Regions from separate parts of the Homo sapiens genome. Here region 2 is linked to region 1. Evidence: chromatin contacts called from ENCODE Hi-C or POLR2A ChIA-PET data. All regions are on one chromosome and are shown on one strand. The core of a region is the stretch at or near the end of the contact, and the rest is flanking DNA. Distances in the headings are between cores, read along the strand shown.

The links. A loop is a pair of places that touch in the nucleus more often than their neighbours do. ChIA-PET counts read pairs that join two places held with the same protein, here RNA polymerase II (POLR2A). Pooled maps may share reads with other maps.
Region 2: a map of naive thymus-derived CD4-positive, alpha-beta T cell shows a loop between it and region 1 (5-fold over the local background). The contact joins the promoter of GAR1 here to the promoter of COL25A1 in region 1. A Hi-C loop is called at or near these places in 1 of 168 maps with a recorded cell type or tissue (naive thymus-derived CD4-positive, alpha-beta T cell) and 3 of 50 pooled maps. POLR2A ChIA-PET finds 5 or more read pairs at or near these places in 1 of 52 experiments (WTC11).

What each region holds. Positions count from the first base shown.
Region 1 is chr4:109,299,255-109,306,649 of GRCh38, forward strand. COL25A1 (collagen type XXV alpha 1 chain) reads right to left here and starts at 3,404. Exons shown (of 38, transcript NM_198721.4): 1 at 2,915-3,404; 2 at 2,469-2,821; 3 at 1,329-1,398. The coding sequence starts at 2,765. It overlaps COL25A1-DT (COL25A1 divergent transcript), which reads left to right and starts at 3,781. Exons shown (of 3, transcript NR_160939.1): 1 at 3,781-4,073. RefSeq lists an enhancer at 3,476-4,258.
Region 2 is chr4:109,813,042-109,820,436 of GRCh38, forward strand. It overlaps GAR1 (GAR1 ribonucleoprotein), which reads left to right and starts at 2,721. Exons shown (of 7, transcript NM_018983.4): 1 at 2,721-2,763; 2 at 3,112-3,337; 3 at 4,895-5,049; 4 at 5,960-6,019. The coding sequence starts at 3,124. It overlaps GAR1-DT (GAR1 divergent transcript), which reads right to left and starts at 2,341. Exons shown (of 2, transcript NR_186620.1): 1 at 1,790-2,341; 2 at 1-559. RefSeq lists enhancers at 2,097-2,196, 2,367-2,766, 2,777-2,826, 3,177-3,226, 3,397-3,466.

The DNA of each region.
Region 1 (7,395 bases), core at 2,154-4,653:
GTGGTTGAGTTAATTCCCACACTAGAAAAGTGCCTTCCTTGAATATCTGACTTCTGAGATATTTTCCAACATAAAACAACTAAGAATGAGACCTACACTGTCAAAGGTTAACTCTGTTTTTCTGGTACCTAACATATATGTCTTCTCGATCAAAAGGGCTTCATTTTAAAGATATAGCTCTATTATGTTCAAAAATTTAACAGAATATAAATAGTAAAATTTGTATAAGGTACAACCTGGAGTTGACATTTAAAATTTCTAAATGTGGTGCCTTGTGTAGCTCTGCCAAAACAAGTTATCATGAGGGGGAAACGTTTCAGAATATGAAAAAATACAAGAACTTGCCTTTTCATATATAAGCACCTAAGTATCATGTTGCTTAATACTAAAGAAATTTTAAGAGACTCACTTTCCATGAGTGATGATAAAAGAAACTATCATGTTCATAAATGTATTAACAATGTTTATCTGAAATAAACATCTCAACTCATGGGAGTTTTTCATGACTTACATGAGTTGAATCCACTAGATGTTTCCAATGGCCATATTCCAAGGGCTTCTAAATTGTTAGGTCTAAGATATCTACCAAGCCCTCAAAGGTCCATGAAGGAAGATTTAATGATTACCCAGGGGTCTTATTCATGATGTCCTTCTTCTCTGTCCTTCTACTAATATGCTGCCTTTAATATAGTTCCCTGAAGCTACACAGGAAAAAAAGGTAAAAATATAAGAGCCTCTTCTTCAAAAGTCACTGAGAATGCAAGAGTTTGTAATGGGAAGCTCAAGATAAAGAAATCATTTTCTTTCAGTCATCATCTCTAGCTATAGGATAGGAGATGGAATCTTTTTAATAGAACAGAAACAGCAGGAAAGGAAGTGAAGGTGGTTTACTAACATAAACGTATGCCAAAGGGAATAAACCAAAACAAAAAAAAAAAAAAACTCTGCACTAACACAATAAGAGCGAGCCAGGAATTCAGAATCTAACAGTTCTACAGTCCTTTTCACTGTAGACATTAAGACAATTTAATTGAAGAATATTTTTCAATCTGTGAATCTAAGAAGTTTGTCCTTGTACATCACCTTGCCTATATTTTCTTTGGTGATTATATCCTTTGCTTTCCCATAACAGGCCTTGGTATGCTGCTTAAAATAATATTTGGGGCTTTATTTGCCATCCTTTTGAATGAGACATGTTGATTTTATTAAAGCAAGTTGGGTCTGCATTCTTTCTTTACTATTATTACAGGTAGACTTGACAGACACAGGACCTTTGTTTTAAAATGCTCTGCTCTGGAGGAAACCTTGTTAAATAAGTTCCATTTTACCTGCTGGGCAGTTACATTCTGAAGGTGCTTCTCTTGCGATTCTTATTTTAGCCATATGTTCATAGGATTTCTGTAGGAAAAGAAGAGTTATTAATAATCATCAGTAGCACTGTAGAGGGATGGAGTCTTTAGGGACTCTGGCCATACGCCTGATTTACCGGCATTTCATAACCTGCATAACTAACATTTACATATGTACTTGGACTCTAGTCAAGAAAGTAACCATGCCTAAGTCCTAAAAAAAGAAAATGACCACTGATAGGGTATCAAGATTGCTGGACTTGTATAACATCTTTCTCCATTCTTCTCTACCACCACTCTCTCCCTCAGCTCAAGCATATGCAGTCAATGTAAAAACCTAGCACTAAAATGTTGCAGTATTAGGTAAGCTGTGGCTTACCAATAACAGCCAATATTTTATACATGAAGGTCAACTGCTTTATTTATCATGCTAGGCTGCAACTACTGCCAAATAGGCTCCCGGCTAGGGTAAGGTTCCAGAAAACCCCCTTACTCTAGTCTAAAGGTACCCTTACACATAACATAGATTCCTCTCAACTCTCAATTCCAAGGGCTCTGCATTCATAAATACCCCGGCACTGCATCCTTTACCAAAAATAAAGCTACTTTAAAAAAAAAAAGTTTAAACTTTTAATATGAAAAGATTCAACGTGTGAAATTATTGATTTTAAATTATATATGACATTATTTTACATTTAAGAGTGATTACCTTTTTTATATATTAATAACATCTATGACCCTAACCATCTTACAACATGTAAAAGATTTAACAGATGCTATCTCTGCAAGAAATATTCTCTCCACAATTGGGTTTGACTTAGGACAACTAAAAAGAGATAAAATGCCCTTTCCGAACCCTTTTAGACCTTCCTATGTGTTTAACACGCAAACATTAAGAGAGAGTGAGGGAAGATTAGAGATAGGGATGGGGACATCAAGGGATGTGCACATATAAATATATGCTACAGTGAGCATAGATCCTTGGCCAACACATGCACGCGCGCGCACACACACAGCCACACCAAGTATGGGTACAGTAAGGGTAGCGGCTAGTCATGCACACAGAGTCACGCTTGTACAAGATGTTACCCACGTGCAAAATACCCCAGCCTCTCACACCTGAGCCAGAAGTCGCTCCACTTTCTCTTGCACCATAGTCTTGAGGTGATCCAGGGTATCAGGCAGCAGATGAATGGAAGGGGCCCCTTTGGCGGATTCGAGAGCGGCGATCCTCGCCTGGAGGTCGTTGGTTTTCACACCCAGGTACAGGCAAGACACCACGGCCACCACTGACAGGAGGGCCGCCAGGACGGCACACGGGGGCATGGTCCGGGCACAATGCTGTTCGGCAGGGGTCGGGTCCTCGGATCTGGGCTCCCGGCCCCCTCCTTTCCCTGCGTGCTTCTTCAGCAGCATCGTGGCGGGGTCGGCCGTCTCGGCTTCGCTTCCCACCCTCTACACCTCAAATAATCCTAAAAGGAAAGAAAAAGGTCGATTCCTCCAAAGTTCAGTCCCTGTGGCTGCACAACTAGTTGGTGGAGTCAAGCCCACGAGCGGATACGGACCCCTGCCTTGCTCAGCGTCCAGACCCGCAGGCGTGCACCATCCCCGCTTTCTTCTCTCCTCCCAGCTGGAAGTGAAAAGCACCCTCCGTCCGGGGACTGGGTGGCGGTGGGGTAAAAAGCAAGACGAAACCCACCCAGACAGCTCTTCCGACTCCCAGAGGACCGACACCTCTTTCGAGGGCCCCAACAGTGGCCGCTCAGGGTCCGAGGGCAACGGCCGAGGCGCCACGCGGGGCCGCGGCTCGCCCTGGCCACGGAGGACCGGACCTGTTGCGCCTCTGTGAGTTTGCCTTATTTCTACCTACTCGGTGTCTTTCGGCACGCCGACCTGTTTCCCACCTGCATTCAGTTCAAGGCAAAAAGGCTGTGAGAGCACGCTACAGCGCAGCGCGAAAGGGGCGACTAAGGTGGAGAAGAGAGAGGAAAACGAAATAAACCCAAGGAACCAATGCTACTCGCGAAGCCGAAGTCGCGGCTGCCCGAAGGATCTCCGCAGCCCCGCGTGCGCGATCCTTAAATACCCTTCGCGATGCTCGCGTGAGTGTGTGTGTGAGTGTGTGAGTGCGCGCGCGCTCCGAGCACGACGTCCCTCCCCCGACCCCCTCCCGGCGCCCGGCGTCCGGCCTGCCGCTCCCGCTGCTGCGCGCCCCCCTTCCGAAGGCAAAGCAGGAGCCCGCCTTATTATCATAATGTATTCACCTTGGCCCAGCCCGCGGGCCGGCCCGGGGAACCCCCAAGGGAGGCGGGAAGCTTGGGTGGGAGCGGGGCAGGAGGTCTGTTATTAGCATAATGTATGCAAATAGCTGGAGCGGCCACCGTGATTGGAGAGGAGCCTGGCGACCCCTCCCCCTGCGCGGAGTAACTTCAGCATCTCCGAGGGCCACCTCTCTGGCCTGGGCCGGGGCCGAAGCGGGGTCGGCTGCGCAAGAGGCGGCAACTTTGGCTTATACTGACTCAGCCCAGCGCCCCCTTTTTATCCCACATAAAAATGGAGAAATGGCCTCCGGGAGGAAGATGTGAAGCGGCACGCTCTATCTCTACTGATCTTCACTCAAAAGCAGCCGCAGGAGCTGTTGCTATCTCGCTGTGGTGCAGCGCTTTTCCCTCCTCCCTCACTTTCCCACATGCCCAGAGGCAAAGTGTCTGGCCGACGTCTGAGGTACATTTCCCCACTTCCCTTCTCTTCCCACTGCAGCCCTCAGATTGTCCAACGAGGGGAAGTTTTCCTTCCCCTCCCCCAGTTTCCTTGTCTTGACGGCACTGAGTCTCCTCCCAGCTCTGTATTCCTAGTCTGTACTAGGGTGCTAATGTGTTTTCCTGATTCCCTGTTTTGCGGGATTGGAAAAGGGAGTGTTGAGGTATACACATTTCTCAGGATTTAGGAAAGGAATGAAGAATGAAGTCAGTTTTTCCTTTTACCTGACTCTTAATGCTGTTCTCTCTGGATCAAATTACAAGGTCTCTAATGGGATTTTGGAAAGTTGGTAACAAGTAGCATTTGACATCTAATTGACTTTGGGGAAAACAGAAATCCCACCTCTTATTCCAAAGAGTTCCTTCTTATCTCCCTATAAAAAAAAAAACCATATATTTTTCCTATTCTCCTTAATTAAGCTAACCTGAAGTCGTTGCTTACTATTGTAAACAGTCAACAAAATACTTCACTAAGTTGGTCTTTCACATGTGTAAACGGATATTGCTAGGTGTGAAGCAAGGTAAGGAAATAACAGCATTAGAGGAAGAAAGAGACTAACATTGGAGGAAAACTCAATGAATTTGGCTATAAAGTCAAAACCATAATTCATTTGTATTACACAGTGGTTCTCAAAGGATGGTCCTAGACCAATAACATCAGCATCACCTGAGAACTTGGACATTAAAATTCTAGGTTCCTACCACAGATCTGAATCAGAAACTGCTACTACCACTACTGAAATAATAATTTTAAAAAAAACAGCAATCTGTGTTTTAACAAGCCCTCCAAATGATTTTGATATATACTACTAAAGTTTGAGAACCACTGGTATAATACTTTCCAAAATATTTTCAAATACTTTTTGTATTTGAACCTCATAACCCTGCGATGTGAGGATTTACTGTTCCTCTTTTAAATATAAACAACGTTTTTAAATAAATTTTAAAACAGATAAATTTCAAGTCACATTTAATTGTGATTAAACATGTTTCCAATAACAGGACCCAAATAATGGGTACAAATATTTTAATGTACAAACTCTTTCTGTAACCTCTAGCTGTTCCTTAGTCTCATTTGCAGGCTTTTCCTCTTTCATTTCTCTGAAAGTTGGTGCTCCTTGGGTCTCTGTCTATTCCATCTTCTCTGTATACTCTCTCCAGTAGAGTTCCCATTACACTGATGAGTCATAAATTCATATCAAAAGCCCAAACCTCTCTCCTGAACCTCAGATCCATATAGCCAGTTGCCTCTTTGTCATCTCCGTTTGGATGTCTCACTCTCATTTCCAATGTAACCTGCAGCTTACCTCCAAATTCTGTCTGCTTCCTCTGTTTCCCATCTCAGCCAATGGAGTTGCCATCCATCCAGTCTCCCCAAGCCAAAATACCCAGTTGCCGGCCCTGACTTCTCCCTTGCCCTCCTCTCCTCATCTATTTAGAGTCCTTCAATAATTCTGGTTGTCCTTAGGACAAAGATCTTACATCTTTCAACCCCCACAACAAAGCCCCCTGTCTACCATCTCACTAGCCTCATTGCTCATTCTTCCTCTCAAACTCTCCACATCAGTTTCTCTGAAGTATGGAGACAATGAGAATAAAGAGCTTTTTCTTTTGGACAACATACCACTCTTAAAATTTCAGTAGAAAAGCCATTTTCTGTCTTGACTGATGCCTACAGTAGGTTACACATTTAATTTGGATGATGCAATGTTCTTATAGCATGCTTTGTGTAAATTGGCCATGAGAAGGTACATTAACAACTCTGGCAAGCCTTCAGCACTATTAGATCTTAGTAGAGAGATAGAGTTGGAATTTTGTGGCTTTGAGATCTTTATCCAGAGGATTAGATTTGCTTTATGTCTTTGGTGGGCACAATACCTCAGAAATTTACCAGCCATTAGCGCTAAGATTTCAAAACCTGGTAGACTCTCTGCATCAAGCACAGAGAACGTGTGGATCAACAAAGCTCTGAGGATTTGAACGCATGCTGTTCTGTAGATTGATCAAAGCATAGTTATTTTGGTTCCCATGTGGAGGCTTCCAAAAAAGTAAAAATAGTACTAAAAATGCTATAGTCTAGCTGACTCCAATTTGCCTGACTAATATCAATGGTATTAATAGTAAAATGCAAACAGCTGGCTATAGGACAGGTATGCAGTGGGAAGAATAATGGACACCCAAAGATGTCCATGTCCTAATCTCCAAAACAGTGAATGTGTTACCTTGCATGCTGAAACAGATTGGCAGATATGATTCAGTTAAAGATCTGGAAGTGGGGAGATTTTCTTCAGTTATGTTGGTGGGCCCAGCGTAGCACAAGGGACCTTCTAAGTGGGAGGGAGGGTCTCAGAGTGAGAGGCAATGTAACAACAAAAGCAGAGGTGAGAGTGATGTGAATACTGGTGTAGAAGATGGAAGGGAGTCACAAATCAAGGAATATAAGCAACTTCCAGAAGTTGCAAAAGATGAGGAACAAGTTCTCCTCTACAGCCTAGAGAAAGAACACAGCCCTGCCAACACCTTGATTGTAGGACCTCTGGCTATCAGAACTATAATTAATGTTTGTATTGTTTTAAACCACTAATTTGTGATAATTTGTTACAAGAGCAAAGGAAACCAATATCATCGCAATCACAGGAAATCAATGTTCATCTGCTACAGCATAAGTGATATTGGAACCACCATAATGCCCTATAACTCAAGCAGGCCCTGTAGTAACAAAGCCCTGTCTGTCAAATGTTTATACATTTCTATTTCATTGATATGCCCACTGGGAAAGGATCAGAGAGATATGCCCTCTCTCATGTCATGTAAAATTAGGATGCCCTTTATGAAGGCATATTAAACTGAATAAAATAATTTGTTTCCTTGATTCCTCCCATTAATGCAACTCAAAAACAATAAATCATCCAAGCTGTACAGTCACTGTCATCTCTCCTCCCTACTAATGCTAGCCTAGCCAGGATCCTGACCCAGGACTCAGCATTGCTACTGCTTGTTTTGTTTATTTATTTATTTATTTATTTTGAGAGTGCATCTCACTCTGTTGCCCAGGCTGGAGTCCAGTGGCATGGTCATGGCTCACTCCAGCCTGGACCACCTGGGTTCAAATGATCCTCCCACCTCAGCCTCCTGGGTAGCTGGGACCACAGGTAATCACCAGGCTAATTTTTTATTTTTTGTAGAGATAGGGTCTCACTGTGTTGTCCAGGCTGGCCTCGAACTCCTGGACTCAAGTGATCCTCCTGCCTTGGCTTTCCAAAGTGGTGGGATTACAGGCATAAGCC
Region 2 (7,395 bases), core at 1,471-3,970, 510 kb after region 1:
CAGCATGTCACATGGCAAGAGTGGGAGCAAGAGAGAAATAGAAGAGGTCACAGACTCTTAAAACAACCACATCTCAAGTGAACTGAGTGAAAACTCACTTATCACCAAGGGGATGGTGCTAAGCCATTCATGAGAATTCTGCCCCCATGATCCAATCACCTCCCACGAGGTCCCATCTACGACACTGGGAATCAAATTTCAGCATGAGATTTGGAGGGAACAAACATCCAAACCATATCACCTACTTAACAGACATTTTCATCACATGAACTAGTTGAACAAGGATCTTCAGGCCCTGGAGAAAATCGTTTTACTTCGAGTGACAAGATTTTTGGGTTTAAATAAATATTGAATCTTTGGAAAAGTTATATTGCAAAAAGGGATCTTGAAATGTTTCCACTGCTGCTTGGACTTTAGAATAAGGAAGTCTCAAGTCTTACCGAAAACCACCGTGGGGAATTGCAGAACAAAACCGAACAATATTTTCCTTCCCCTGGAACACAACTGTATAACTACGTGAGGAACCCTTTCCTTGAATCTTCTCAGCCTGAGCACCTGGCTTTGAGAAAAGAGGAAGAACTTTGTGAATGTATGACTGTAGATATAAGATGAAATGTACTTATTTGTGTTTCTCCTTCTTTTTTTTTTTTTTTTTTTTTTTGAGACGGAGTCTTGCTCTGTTGCCCAGGCTGGAATGCAGTGGCGCAATCTTGGCTCACTGCAATCTCCGCCTCCCGGGTTCAAGCGATTCTCCTGCCTCAGCCTCCCAAATAGCTAGGATTACAGGCGCCCGCCACCACGCCCGGCTAAGTTTTGTATTTTTAGTAGAGACAGGGTTTCACCATGTTGGCCAGGCTGGTCTTGAACTCCTGACCACAGGTGATCTGCCTGCCTCAGCCTCCCAAAATGCTGGGATTACAGGCGTCAGCCACAGCACCTGGCCTGATCTGTGCTTCTACAAGTTTTGGATTTCTGAGAAAGAAGAGCAGCTTGACATTTTTAAGAAAGTAATAAACATTTTGACATACTTTAAAACTTCTTGTTCAAGCAAGCTTTTTCTCACTAAGTTTTAAGAGTAAAGACAAAAATCATCTCATTTCAGTTGAAAATGCAATCTGTGTGTGACAATCTCAAGTTCAATTCAGAATTGAGCAAATACACAGCAAAAGATAAGCAAAGGTTTCATACTAAATAGGTAATTTTCATTTTTTGTTTCAAAAATAATACACTTATATAGGCCCATAAAAAGACCAACATTCGTTAAAATCAAATTGCAGCATTTACTAAACTAAAAGAAAAAGAACAAGTAAAGTTTCCTCTCTCACTTATTTTGTTTTTTGTTTGTTTTGAGACCAAGCCTTGCTCTGTCGTCCAGGCTGGAGTGCAGTGGCGTGATCTCGGCTCACGGCAACCTCCGCCTCCCGGGTTCAAGCGATTCTCCTGCCTCAGCCTCCCGAGTAGCTGCGATTACAGGCGTGTGCCACCATGCCCGGCTGATTTTTGTATTTTTAGTAGAGAAGGGGTTTCACCGTATTGGCCAGGCTGGTCTCGAACTCCTGATCTCAAGTGATCCATCTGCCTTGGCCTCCCAAAGTGCTGGGATTACAGGCGTGAGCCACCACGCCCCGCCTACAAAGGTATTTTAAAATCCCATTTACAATAACCCTCTGAATTAGATAGGTACCAAGTTCCACCCTCTTCTAAACACGAGATCAAATATCAAGGTAAGGTCTCAGAGGGTTTGGGTGTAAAAGACTCCAACCAAATTTAATAAATGGGAAGTCATTACCTTTATTTGTGAGAGAAGCTTTGGAGAATGTGGGGGAAGCTGATGTCAAATATAAAGGGCTTAAAGAGAGAAGAGGGAGAGGAGCTTTCAGCACAGTCCAGTTCACAGCCCGTCGGTGCTCAAAACATACTTGAATACCTGGTACAAAAGATAAAAATGATGGTTTGGTTTTCTATAAGACAGCATAGTTTCTTTAAAATTACACACACACATGCATTGCTTTTCTTCCTTTAATTAGTTGAGACCATAGGACAAAAGAAGAGGCATAGTTGAGCGCGTAATGGTGCGAAAATCAAAAGGTTGGGAAGAAACAAGAAACTCAGATAAACGCTTCCGTCGGCTGTGACAGGTTCTGAGGCGCCCAGATCTACTGGACATAGCGCGGCTCAGAAGCCTCAGAGACCTGTCCGCACAGTTCCTGAAGTTAGCAACAAATTAGTGAGTGCTGTTGCGGGCCATTTTGCAGCCAGAGAAGCAAATGCGCAAATGCGCCCAGCCAGTCAGCACGGACTTCAAGAACCAACTTCATTCCTTGCAAGGTGCTTTAGTTCTGGCCGTTAGGGCGGCAACCAAACAGAAACCTGCCCCGCCTCTGGGAGAGAAGGCGGATCCCTAACGCCAGCTATCTCCAAGAGCAACATTGCCGCAGCACTTCCGGGACGTCGTGCTGCAAAGGACGCCGCTGTTATACGTCACTTCCACGGCTCAGCGTCAGGCAAGTTGGCCTCTCTGTTGTAAATTAGTGGTTAAGGTTATCTATTATTGCCACTTTTCCAGCGCTAAAGGCTGTTTTGGAACCAGTGTTGCTTGTTCCGCGGGTGATTGGCTTTTTTTTTTGGCAAACCAGTTATTCAAGTTTCTGGTCTTTAAAAAACTCTGTGGCGGTACGGTAACCGAGGAGGTTCCAGCGCGGCGGAAGTACCCCGCGGGTGGGTGTGTGCGCAAGGCCAGGGCCAGAGGGGCACGTGGCGCCGGTGAGTGGCCGTAGAAGCCGGAGGATTTGAAAATGCTGGACGTGGAACCCAACTGCCGGAGGGAGGGAGGAAGGAAGGGGATGCGGTGCGAAGACCTTGCTGTCTGTAGGGGGAGGAGATACTAATCATGGGGCGGCAAGGGTGGTGTGTGGTCGGTCGGCGCTCACGAGACCATGGAGAAGTAAACTCTTCACCCATCAGGTTGGTGGTCACTGGCTGTCTGACCGTGGGTGAGGTGACAGGGCTGCTTTTGTCTCCTTTATGGTGTTCTCACCGCAGCTCCGAGGGGTTGGAGTATACTCAGAGGCTACAGTGATCAGAAGACATAGGTCGTTTTTTTTTCATCAGGGAGGAGAGAGAATGTCTTTTCGAGGCGGAGGTCGTGGAGGCTTTAATCGAGGTGGTGGAGGTGGCGGCTTCAACCGAGGTGGCAGCAGCAACCACTTCCGAGGTGGAGGCGGCGGTGGAGGCGGCGGCAATTTCAGAGGCGGCGGCAGGGGAGGATTTGGACGAGGGGGTGGCCGCGGAGGCTTTAACAAAGGCCAAGACCAAGGACCTCCAGAACGTGTAGTCTGTATGCAGTCTTCAGTATTTAGCTTATTTGAAGGAGTAGGTGTGGGTTGGGGGTTTGTGTTGTTAGGCAGCAAGTTTGGGATACACAAGCCTGTGTGGAGAATGTAGCATGTAAGGGTGGAGTGGGGAGATCAAGAAAGCTGAGGGATACTTAGAATGCATCTTGGAGGTGGAACTTGAGGGTTGACAGGAAGATATTAAATAGGTAATCGTGAGTACTTATGCCTAATTCCCCGATTTTACAGATGAGAAAACTATGATTTAGAGTTAAGTTTTTTTGCTGGGGTCATAAGGTTAGTGATAAGTGATCAATTAGTGATATAGCTGAAATACAGGCTGGGTGCGGTGGCTCACGCCTGTAATCCCAACACTTTGGGAAGCTAAGACGGGAGGATCTTTTGAAGCCGGGAGTTAGAGACCAGCCTGGATAATAAAGCAGGAGACCCTGTCTGTACAGAAAAGAAAGAAATACAAAGCCAAGTATTCTGACTCCAAAGCCCATGCTTTCTGTTACTACTCAAAAGTAGATAAGTGAGAAAACAATTTGCTTGAGAGGGAAACTGCCAGAGAGGAAATCTAGAAAAACACCTATTTAGGGTAGTTTTAGAGTAATTAACAATGAGATGGGAATGGAAGTCACAGAAAGTGAAACTTACTACATTAAAGAGGAGAGAGGGTGAGTAGTGTCTAACTAAGAATGGCTTGGATGAGTATGCAGGATGGTTTGAAAGGAGCAGTTTCTAGAATAAAAGGTCCCAGCCCACAAGCTGTTGTACCAGTCCATACATGAGACCTTGAGAGCCTGAATCAGGATGGTGACAGTGAGGAAAAAAAAGGAAGGGTTAGATAGGAGAGAGATTTCAAAGGAAACAAAATCGGTAGAACTTAGCTAATGCTGATAATAAAGGGTTCCAGGTTTTGAGCTTGGGTGATAGGAATGAAGACTTGGTTTTGCAGGAATGTGGTATTTTAGTTTGGGGTGACAGTCTAGTTAGAAATAAAGGTAGTTATTTTGAGATTCCAGATGTCCTTGAAAACAATGAATCATTGTTAAAGAGGTGGTAGTGGGAATGGAAAAGTTCTAAGGCAAGAGAAAAAAAAAAAGAATGAAGGCTGATTCTGTTAGGCATTGAAGAAAAGGGAGAACCAAGAGAATGAAGCAGAGTTTTGAATCAGATAATAAGTTGTAATAACATAACTGTTACAGGTTGAATGGTGTCAGTGTGCCAGGCACTGTTCTAAGCACTTGACATTTGTTATTCCATTGAGTGCTTACATTACTGTATATTAGGTATAGCTATACATTATATGTTATTAGTGCATACTAAAAATGAGACACTGAATTAGAGAGAGGGTGGGTAACTTCTCCTAGGTCAAATAGCTAGTGTGTTGTGGAGTTGGTATACCAGCCCAGGAAGTCCTAAGACTGTGGTCTTCTGCCTCAGAGGAGAGCAGTTATGGTGAAGTCCCAGGTAGCCAAAAAGAAAGCTTCCAGAAGCAGTTGGTCAGTATCGTTTGAAATAGTTCTATGTTTTAACATTTTCTTGTCCTGTTTCAGTATTAGGAGAGTTCCTGCATCCCTGTGAAGATGACATAGTTTGTAAATGTACCACAGATGAAAATAAGGTGCCTTATTTCAATGCTCCTGTTTACTTAGAAAACAAAGAACAAATTGGAAAAGTGGATGAAATATTTGGACAACTCAGAGATTTTGTATCCTTTTTCATTGGAAGGCCTGATAATATTCAAAGGTTGCTATTTGCATTTTTCTGAGGAGGCAGTTAAGTATAAATTAAAGTTGTTGCTTCATTAAATTAGACAGGATTGCTACAGATTGGACCATGAAGGAGAATCAAGGGGAGAATGTATTCATCCATAGATATTAAAATGACAGACCCTAGAACGGTGACTTTTTTTTTGGAAAATTCTATTAATGATGGCCATTTGGATAAGTACTACAGGATTAAGTTGGCTGATTTGGATGTAGTGGTGCCACTGGAAATGTAGAATTAGAAGTTGTTTGGTGCCCCCACTACTCTGGAAACTCCTTCCTTCCTTTCTCTCTCTCTCTTTTTCTCTTTCTCTCTTTCTTTCTTTCTCTCTCTTTCTCTCTCTCTTTCTTTCTCTCTCTTGCTCTTTCCCTGCCTTCTTCCCTCCCTCCCTTCCTCCCTTCCTTCCTTTCTTTTTTCCTTTTTTTTTTTTTTTTTGACAGAGACTCACTCTGTTGCCCAGGGTGGAGTGCAGTGGCACGATCTCATCTCACTACAACCTCCGCCTCCTGGGTTCGAGCAATTCTCGTGCCTCAGCCTTTCAAGTAGCTGAGATTACAGGTGAGCGCCACCATGCCCGGCTGATTTTTGTATTTTTGGTGGAGGTGGGGTTTCACCATGTTGGCCAGGATGGTCTCAAACTCCTGGCCTCAAGTGATCCATCCGCCTTGGCCCCCCGAAGTGCTGGGTTTGCAGGTGTGAGCCACCACGCCCAGCCCCTGGAAATTCATTTCTTATCTTTCCTATATATATCCATACATTCTAACCTTGTTTTTGAAATTATACATGAATTCAGAACATTTGATATCATCTTTCATCTTAATTGCTCATTTGTTCCTTAATGAAAATAATAGTATTTTTCAGTTAAGTTGTCAGAAAACATGAAGGCTTCATCCTTTAAAAAACTACAGAAGGTGAGTCAAACTTATGATACTTGGGATCCTTGGTTTTATAAGGGAACGACCTATCTTAGGAAAGTCCTACTTGGAGCACTTGAGACTTTCCCAACATATCACTAGTAAAGCTCTTAAATTGAAATGTTCCATGCTATAAATATTGAACACACTAATCTTTAAAAGTGATTTATTTGATACAGCCTTTAGAAAGTAAAAATTACAACTTTTGCTCATATTACCAAAATCTGTAAACTGCTAGAGTAAGAGTTTTTTGTTTATGTAAAACTCTCTTATTGAAAAGCTTTCATGACCAAACATTCTAGGTAGAATCTTAATTTGTAAAACTTACGTTATTTGAGAGGCGGTAGGTACTAAGTGATTTCACAAGAACTTCAATAACATGATATATGCTATGAAGGAAAAATACAGGTTGCCATGAGAAGCTTTGTAGTGCCACCAGCTTTTTAAGTCTGTAGTGTTTCCTGAAAAAGTGAGCTTGAAGCTGAGGCCTGATTGTTGACTAACAGTGATTTCCACACCTGGTTGCATGTCAGAGTTATCTTGGGGAGCTTTTAAGAAGATGTATCTCTAGTTTCCACTTCTGGAAATTTGACCTAGGAGCTCTTAAGTAGCGTCCAGGATTCAATTTTAAAAAGGAAAAGCACTTGGATAATTTTGATGTAGTTAGTCAAACACTTGAGAGCTGCTGAGCTAGTCAAAGAGGAAGAGGAAAGTGCATTCCAAGTAGAGAAAACAGTATGTGCAGTCTCTGAGAGCAGGCAACTGAAAGGATACAAAAAGGCAGACATATAGGTTAGGAATGAAACATTTAGGAGAGGTGGGGAAAGTTGTGAATTAAGACCAGAGAGGTAGGAGGGGGCTTGATTAACTTAAGCCTTCAGGTGACAGGAAAGAGTTTAGACCTTAGTTTCAATTGTGTTTTATTTTTGAATAATGGGATAACACAGTTAAATGAATGCTTCAAAAGAATACTGGGAAGATAAAAAGGCACCTTGGGAAGCGGTCAATATTGTGTGAGAGGGGCCAGATAGGAGGCTATAATAGTAGTTCTAAAAGAGATGGTATTTTGGACTCGGTAGTGACAGTGGAAATGGAAAAAATGGATTTATGAAAGATACAGGAAGTAGAATCAATAGGACTTGGTAATTGACTAGCTATTGAAATTGAAGAAGTAAAAAAATCACCATCTTTCAGATGTCTGACATCAACATCTTTGTGGGTGATGGTACCAATTAATGAAATGGGCAACAATGCAGAGGAGGGGGATTGGGGGAAGATAATGAGTTGGGTTTTGGACATAGTGAGGTTGAGGTACTTGTGAGACAGTCATGGTCAGTTTAAAGGAAGAGTCTAGACTGGAAATAGAATTGGGA